Linked DNA regions of Homo sapiens: region 2 is linked to region 1. Evidence: read pairs that join two places in POLR2A ChIA-PET (ENCODE). Cell type or tissue: CD4-positive, alpha-beta T cell. All regions are shown on one strand. Links, peaks and the distances in the headings refer to the core of each region. The heading gives the core; the rest is flanking DNA. Region 1 overlaps CNOT6L (CCR4-NOT transcription complex subunit 6 like). Region 2 overlaps MRPL1 (mitochondrial ribosomal protein L1).

Evidence for each region. ChIA-PET counts read pairs that join two places held together with the same protein. Peaks named below come from ENCODE experiments on the same cell type or tissue, not always from the same donor. Only the 100,000 strongest peaks of a DNase experiment are listed, where the experiment ranks them.
Region 2: POLR2A ChIA-PET joins it to region 1 with 5 read pairs; 9 of 35 experiments call an interaction of 5 or more read pairs at or near these places.

What each region holds. Positions count from the first base shown.
Region 1 is chr4:77,732,870-77,737,272 of GRCh38, forward strand. All of the region lies in intron 8 of CNOT6L (CCR4-NOT transcription complex subunit 6 like), which reads right to left. Among named protein-coding and RNA genes, the nearest start is that of CNOT6L, 84 kb to the right of the region's middle. RefSeq lists an enhancer at 2,129-2,188. In CD4-positive, alpha-beta T cell, for the core only: no CTCF peak of the experiment used is centred there; a DNase peak (open chromatin) is centred at 2,282.
Region 2 is chr4:77,865,087-77,869,489 of GRCh38, forward strand. The region is part of intron 1 of MRPL1 (mitochondrial ribosomal protein L1); the gene reads left to right. Among named protein-coding and RNA genes, the nearest start is that of MRPL1, 4.5 kb to the left of the region's middle. In CD4-positive, alpha-beta T cell, for the core only: no CTCF peak of the experiment used is centred there; no DNase peak of the experiment used is centred there.

The DNA of each region.
Region 1 (4,403 bases), core at 196-4,195:
GTATCATTTGATTTATGTTTTTTAAGATCACTTAGCTGCTCAATTAAAGAACTGATAACTGGGAAGCAGATTAGAAAGTTTGTGAGGTTATCTGAAAGAGAAATGATGGTGGCTTGAACAAAGGCAAGAGAAATCAAGAGGAGTGAGCAGTTTCAAAATGTGTCCTATAGACAGGATTGACCATTGTCCATATCAGACTTCTTCAAACAATTTTAAGCTGTGGAATACCTTTTACAGTTTCTGGTGAGATTCCCACAGATAAAACAGATAAAAGCAGCATTATGTTAGAATAAATCAACCACTGAAAACAAGCAACCTATTTTGATGAATATAAAAATTTGAAATCAGAGGACAGAGATGATATAGTTTTATATCAGTCTCAGTGTCCAATTTTTGTATTTTGTTTTGGTTACAGAGTATTATTAAAAATCCTGATTCACACAGCTATAAATGGTAAATAACTGGCCCTATACTCAGAAAAAAGAAGCAGACATGAAGAAATTTGATTCAGAGGTCTGCACCAAAAACAAGTTAACTAAGCAGTACTTTATGAACACGTTAATGATTTCCAAAATGTTAAAACTTGTATTTGAAACATGTGAGTGAACATGTTATTTTCAAATTACAGTTCAATTATTCACATTTAATTTTTGAGATATCTTCTAAATATTCACAGAACTTCTATGGTATACTTACAGGAACCTAGGATTCTGTACAAAAGTCTTAAAAATCCTGTTAATTATAATATTTTTATAACTGGAATAATTTTACTTCTACCAAAGCTAGGTCATTCTTTGGGGCGTAGGGGCAGGGGAGCATAGGACTCTAATTAAAAGAAATAACTAAAATTTGCTTTCCTGTATTCTTCTCCCATTTTTTCCATTAAAACTAGATCTAGATCTTTTCAAGAATATACATTAAATCTAATTTCTCTTCCAAATGACACCACTTTAAATATCTGACAATAGATGTCAATGCTCTCCCACCCTCCATGTCTTCTCCGGAAAAGAAACGATCAGTTACACTTACATGATGTGTGATGTTGTTCATCTGAACAATTTGTTTAAATTTGCTCAACAAATTTAAATTGAACTGACAACTGGGTCTGTCTTTTTGAAAAGTTCATTTGAACAACTCAAGTTTACCCAAAGGTGCAGTACCTATAACTGGGCATAAATGAACTACAGCCTTCTTCATTTTTTAACTGTATTTTCATTAATAAAGACTAAAACTTCACTTTGGGGAAAGTCATATTGTAAGCCAAACAGGAACTAACATATATCTGAAATGTTTTGATCTTTTTGCTCTTAAACCAGGTCTTGTCAGTCCTGCATTTATAGGTACTTCAAAACAAAAACGTGGAAAAAATGATACATTAAATATGTTTATTGTAGAGATATGAGAACAAAGAAAACTAAGTCACTTATAACCCAATACCTCCATTTAAAAGTTAATATATTTCCCCAGACTTTTCTCTACACACATACACACACATATTTTTACGCATTTAGAACAATACTATTCTATCAGGGACATTTCCTATAACATTTAATATTCTTCCAAATCAATTTTGATGACTGGATTATAGTCCACTCTACAGATTCACCATAATTTATTTAACCTGTGTTGGACATTTAAGTTACTTACGTATTTTAACTAATGCCGTAATGAACATTGCTACATATATTTTTCTGTGGTCTCAGCTGATTCTTGTCCCTCCCTCTTTTTATTCCTTCCATTAATAATCTAAGAGCGGCAATCTTTACCTCAGTTAAGTATCACTTCATGAACATCTGCTCATTAGTTCACCTATTCGGATATTAAGTGCTCTGAAACTTCATTCTATTTAATTTTTAATTTTTTACAGATATGTAAGATAGATGCACAAATTTACAGGATATAATTCTATTTTTCTATTGGATCTAATTCTATTTTTCTAATAGATTAAATATCCCTGCCAGCTTTTGGACATTTATAAATGTTATGAGCATGCATTCTCTTCTCTCAAAATAATTAAATTTCTCAATAGGACAGAATAATAAAAAAAAAATGAAAGCTACCATTATTGAGGATCTATCCAGTCTCAAGATTTGTGTTAAGTACTTCATATATGTTAGTCCTAAAATTTGCACATGGAGATATACTGCTCAGATTCCTCATCAGGGATTGCTTCAGTTGCAGAAAGCTGCCTACTCATGGTCACATACTTCTAGGAGCACCACCATCCAATTAGAAATCGAAAGCAAAAGTTAAAAGTCCAGGGATGTGGGCCCCTTGTGGTTTAACTCTCACAGGCCATATAAGCTCTAAAGCTCCCTGTTGAGTCACCTGAGGCAGTCAGGCCTGCAACACTTCACTTTTCTCCGTATGTCCAATTCTGCTTCCTCCCCTTTCCACAGGTGTTGATTTCTAATAAACTCCTGAACACCAAACTATCTCCGAGTCTTCTTTCGGTTATCTCTGAGAACCCACATTGCAGCAGGAGGTATTACTACTGCCATTACAAAGATGAAGAAAACTGAGGCTGGGCAAGTCTGTCTTTTTGAAAAGTTTGATAGTTCATCCATCCCCCAAATCCTAGAATTTTTTTCTCTACTCCAATATTTATAACAGATTACCTTTGCCAGTTCTCTAACCACACTTCCGTAAGATCTTTAATACCATAAGATATAATTATCTTCATCTGAAAACCTAACTAGTTAGTGCAGTTTAGTGACTCTCTTGGCTTACCAATCTCACCGTCTTGGTTTGCCATTCTCCTCTTTACCTGGTCTTAGTGTTTCTACTTTGAGGAAAATTCTTCTCAATAGAAATCATGAAAGCAAAACATAAATTGTATAGAGCTGTTTTTTGTTGATCGTCAATTACTGATTATACAGTCTGCAGCGGGTCCATTCCTTCCTTGTTATTTACAGTGCATAATGTTAGTTAAAATATCCTCCTCACTGCCTTAGCACTTTCACCCAGCCTTTTCTTTTTCTTAAGTTTCTTAGTAATGATCATAGGTTCATTAAACTTTTTTAAAAATACATGATTAGTTATTGATCTTTCTTCATTTAAATAACAATTCTTTAAACATAAATCTTGAGCAACCACTGGGTTATCAGATGCTTGCAACTATCCTTCCAACTTTATTTCTCATTGGTATATACTGCCATACTTTTGACTTTTAAAACTTCTCAATCTTTTAAAGGTACCTTCTTTTTACTGTCATGGTTTCAAAAGTCCAGAAAAGCAAAACTAGTCTTCCTAAACAGGATGCATATGTCATTATAACTAACACTCCCTTCCACTGCCACTGAGAAACTCTAGAGCACACATTCTCACTCAAGTTTTATCACTTCAGCTTCACCAAGGGTTGAAAAACCAAAGAGAGAGTTGAAAACTAGTTGAACCAAATAAAGTTCCTTCTTTCTAGTAAATAAGAGTGTTGATATGTTTCTTGAACTTTAAGACTTTCTCAGATATTCTGTTTTTAAAAGAATGAGATTTCTAGCATTAGTGCTGATGGCTGTAATCTACAATTTATCTTATTTCCTTGTTTATAACTGTAATAAATTTACAATATAGTAAGATATAATTACCCATATTCTATCCCTACTACCTTAACAATGCTACTTCTTGCATTCCCTTCCCATACAAACCAAATGCACTCTATTCTGCATCTACTTTGTTTCACAGATTTCCATACAGGTAACATTTTGAAATATAGAGGTTTTCTGCCATTCTTTCTATTATTAGATGTTTCTTCTCAATTAGACATATTAGTTTATAGTTACTTTCCAATCATTGTTCCAAGCCATACAGCCTTGGTAATACGGAAAATCTTAAACTTGTCTCTTTCGATACATTAGTTTACCATTCATACTCTGTGACTGGTATACAGATGCTAAAAGCATTATTCCTGATGATATTTTATTCTAAGAATTCTTCTGTATATTCACATTTTTGAAAAAAAAACTAGACGAAAGGTCAAATGGATAAAAGAACATATATTAATATAATAAAGACTGCTATGACCAAAAAATCCCCTTATATGATTTGAGAATTATTATTAGGTTGGATGTTTCATGTGCAAAAAGAACACGTCCAGAGCAGTCCTTCAAATAAAGACATAACTCAATTTCTTACCAACTTGTAGTCTAAAAATAACTTTGTGGGCTCTGATGTAATTAATTAATGCTAGAGAGAGGACAGTGACTGCCAACTATGAGAAACTAAAGCAATCTATAGGATTTAAGTAATATTCCATCCCTGAATTCATTTACAAGTAAAAAGGGGCAATGTAATACACAGTCAAGACAATAGTATAATCACACAAAGTTAACTCTGACCCTTTCTGGATCACATCCCAACACTGTTAAAACCAAACCAAATAGAAGTTCTTACTATATTCAGTATAA
Region 2 (4,403 bases), core at 294-4,293, 130 kb after region 1:
ACCATGTTGGCCAGGCTGGTCTCGAACTCCTGATCTCAAGTGATCCACTCACCTCTGCCTCCCAAAGTGCTGGGATTACAGGCATGAGCCACCATGCCCAGCCGATTATTGTCTATACCTTAATGGTTATCAAATTTATATCTACAGTTGGGATCACTCTTCTGAACTTTAGATTCTTATACTCATCTGAGTATTCTACATCTCCACTTTGATAGCATATCAGCACCTTGCAGTTGTTTAAAATCAAATTCATTGTCATAGCCTGCAGTCTTTTTCTTCTCATTTGAAGGCAATTCCATCCTTCATTTGTCCAGGCCAAAACCTCAGAATATCCTTGACTCTTTTTTTTTTTTGAGACAGGATCTCACTGTGTTGGCCAGGCTAGAGTGCAGTGGCCCGGTCACGGCTCACTGCAGCCTTGACCTCTGGGGCCCACTATGACCAGCTAATTTTTTTTTTGGTAGAGATGAGATCTCACTGTGTTGCCCAGGCTGCTCTCGAGCTCCTGGGCTCAAGTGATCCTTCCACTTCAGTCTCCTGAAGTGCTGGCAGTACAGGCTCTGAGCCACTGCACCTGGCTGACTCCTCTCTGTATCTCACACTTTACATTAAATAGTTTGCAAATCCTGTTGGCTTTACGCTTAAAATAAATCCAGACTCTGACTTCTCACTGCCCCACTGCAGCTACCTTGTTCCCACCTGCTACCATCTCTCACTTGGATTTCTCTACAGTCTACTGTCAATGAGTAGTGAAATTCATCCTTTAAGGACCTCAGTCATGTTACTCCTGTGCTCAGAACTCTGCAAAGCCTTTCCATTTTTCTAAATCCAAAGCCCTTAGAATGGCCTACAGTTGTGCTATTCATTTTGTTAGCCACTATTTATTGAGCACTTCAAATTGGTTAATCTGAATTGAATTTGTCAAATATACATTAGATTTTGAGGGCTTAGCATAAAAAAAAACATGTAAAATACTTTTTTCTGAGATGGAGTCTTGCTCTGTTGTCCAGGCTAGAGTGCAGTGGCATGATCTCGGCTCACTGTAACCTGTGCCTCCCAGGTTCAAGTGATTCTGTAGTCTCAGCCTCCCGAGGAGCTGGGATTACAGGCACATGCCACTGGGTCCGGGTAATGTTTGTATTTTCAGTAGAGACGAGGTTTTGCCCTGTTGACCAGGTTGGTCTTGAACTCCTGACCTCAGGTGATCCACCCGCCTCAGCATCCCATACTGCTGGGATTACAGGCGTGAGCCACCACACCCAGCCCAATTTTTTTACATTGATAATTTAATAATACTTTGGGGTATTAGTGATAAAATATTAACTTACTGTTTCTTTTTACCTTATATATTGTAGTTATTAGAAAATTTTAAATTGTACATGTGGCTTACATTATTCTTCTGTTGAGTAGCACTGGTGTACAAGTCTTCGATATCACCTTGTGCCTACCTTCTCCTACCCCCGCCTCACCCAGCTGACCTCTCTGACCTCTTCTCCATCTATCCTCCCTCACACTCACTCTGCTGTAACCAGCTGGCCTTCTAGTTTCTTAAACACATTAAGAACACTCTTGCCTTAGAATCTTTGCCCTAGAACAGTTTCTTGGTGTTTGCGTGGCTAACTTTCCCATATCTTTTCAACTCTTTGCTGAAATATCACCCCCCTTTTTTTTTTTTTTTGAGACAGAGTTTCGCTCTTGTTGCCCAGGCTGGAGTGCAATGGCGCGATCTCGGCTCACTGCAACCTCCGCCTCCTGGGTTCAGACGATTCTCCTGCCTCAGCCTCCTGAATAGCTGGGATTACAGGCGCCTGTCACAACGGCCAGCTAATTTTTGTATTTTTAGTAGAGATGGGGTTTCAACATGTTGGCCAGGCTGGTCTCGACCTCCTGACCTCGTGATCCTCCCACCTCGGCCTCCCAAAGTGCTGGGATTACAGGCATGAGCCACCATGCCTGGCCTCAAATGTCACCCTTTTAATGAGGCTTGTCTTAACCACTATACTTAAAATTGCAAACCACTTTCCACTGATACAATCCCTTTTATCCTGCAGTGCCTCCATCCCCCAATTATTTTTATTGGTATTGTCTTCCCCCTCTAGACATAAGCCCTATGAGGATAGGGATTTTTATGTTTTATTCACTGATGTACCTAAATGCTTCCAGCAGTGCTAGCACATGTTTCATTGGCGTATTTGTTGAATGAATGAATGAATAAATGGATCATCAGAAAAATGGCCCCTTTCATGTGCTGTAATGCATAATATTTGAGTCCAATTTTTGCTCTCATTTGTTCAAATTTTCTTCATTCAACAAATGTTTATTTAGAGTCTTCACTTGACAAACACTGTGCTAGGTGCTAGGTATACAATGCTGAACAAGCTATATACATTTCCTGCCCATGATGCTTACCATCTATTGAGGAGCAGGAATTAATTGGATAATTCTTTTCTTTTTCTTTTTCTTTTTCTTTTCTTTTCTTTCAAGAGACGGGGTCTCACTATGTTGCCCAAGCTGGTCTTGAACTCCTGGGCTCAAATTATCCTCCCACCTCAGTCTTCTGAAGTGCTGGCATTATAGGCATGAGCGATCAACCCGCCTTGGCTTCCCAGTGTTGGGATTACATGCGTGAACCACTACACCCAGCCTTGGATAGTTATTTCTTTTTTTTTTTTTTTTTTTTTTTTTTTTTAGACGGAGTCTTGCTCTGTCGACCAGGCTAGAGGGCAGTGGCACGATCTCGGCTCACTGCCAGCTCTGCCTTCCGGGTTCACGCCGTTCTCCTGCTTCAGCCTCCCGAGTAGCTGAGACTATAGGCGCCCGCCACCATGCCTGGCTAATTTTTTGTATTTTTAGTAGAGACGGGGTTTCACCGTGTTAGCCAGGATGGTCTTGATCTCCTGACCTCGTGATCCGCCCACCTCAGCCCCCCAAAGTGCTGGGATTACAGACATGAGCCACCGCGCCTGGCCAGTTATTTCTTTTTTTTTTCCTTTTGAGATGGAGTCTCACTCTGTTGCCTAGGCTGGAGTGCAGTGGCACGATCTTGGCCCACTGCAACCTCTGCTTCCCAGCTTCAAGTGATTTTCCTGCTTCAGCCTCCTGAGTAGCTGGGACTACAGGCACGTGTCACCATGCCCAGCTAACTTTTGTGTGTATATTTTGTTTTTTTTTCTGTGATGGACTCTTCCTCTGTTGCCTAGGCTGGAGTGCAGTGGCTCAATCTTGGCTCACTGCAACCTCTGACTCTGGGGTTCAAGCAGTTCCTGCCTCAGCCTCCCGAGTAGCTGGGATTACAGGAGCATGCCACCACACCCGGCTAATTTTTTTTGTATTTTTAGTAGAGACGGGGTTTTACCATGTTGGCCAGGCTGGTCTTGAACTCCTTATCTTGTGATCCACCCTCCTCAACCTCCCAAAGTGCTGGGATTACCGGCATGAGCCACCACGCCCGACCTGGATAATTATTTCTTTAGTTAAAATTGTCCTAAGTGCTGTGAAGGAAAAGTGTAAGATGTTATACAAATGTATATGAGAGACCTAATCTATTCAGGGGAGACTCTTCTGAAGAAATAATGTTAAGTAGAGTCCTTGAAAGATAACTGTATTACTATGAACTAGTGGAGTGGAAAGCAATAGGGGAAAATGTCATAGATGGAAGATTATGAAAATTCTTAGGTGGTAAAGAACAGAGTCAAGTAACTGAAAGAAGATGAGTGTATTTGTAGCATGGTGAACATGAGGGAGAGTGGGGCTAGAGGATGCTCACTGGATAGTTTAGTAGTAGCTCGTGGAGTACCTTGGTAAAAATTTCCTTTGTTCAAAGAGCCAAGTTTAGCCATCCAAGTATTTTAAGGACATGGTGAAATTTTCATTTTAAAATGATCCCTCTTACTAATATAGGTGGAAAAGAAATGGAGAGGGCCAAGTGTAGAAGACAGAACAGTTTAGAGGCTGTGGCAGTAATCCAGGTGGTAGGTGATGGTAGCCTGGACTGTGATGGTTGTAGCAGAAAGGCAAGAATAGATGGATACGATTCCCTAGGGAGAGTGAGGATTATAGAGTCAGGTGAGAAGGCAGTATAGGACTGACCTCAAGGGAACTCTAACCTTTCACTATCAATTAAAAGAGATAAGAAAGGAGAGGGAGTTGTTTCTATCTCATTGCCACGGGGTGGGAGAGATTTTGAGAATGAGTGCTGGATCAGGGAGACTCAGTAGTTCAGGAAGTTCTGAGGGCTATTTTCTCTGAAGTAGCAAGTGAGGTTATATGCTAAGAATAAGGGGAAGAGAAATGTATTAATAAAGGAGATAAAATAATACAGCTAGACAAATTGACTACAAAAGGATTGAAAACATAGATATCATGATCTAACAGTGCTACTTAAATAGTGGTATTTGGTTTCT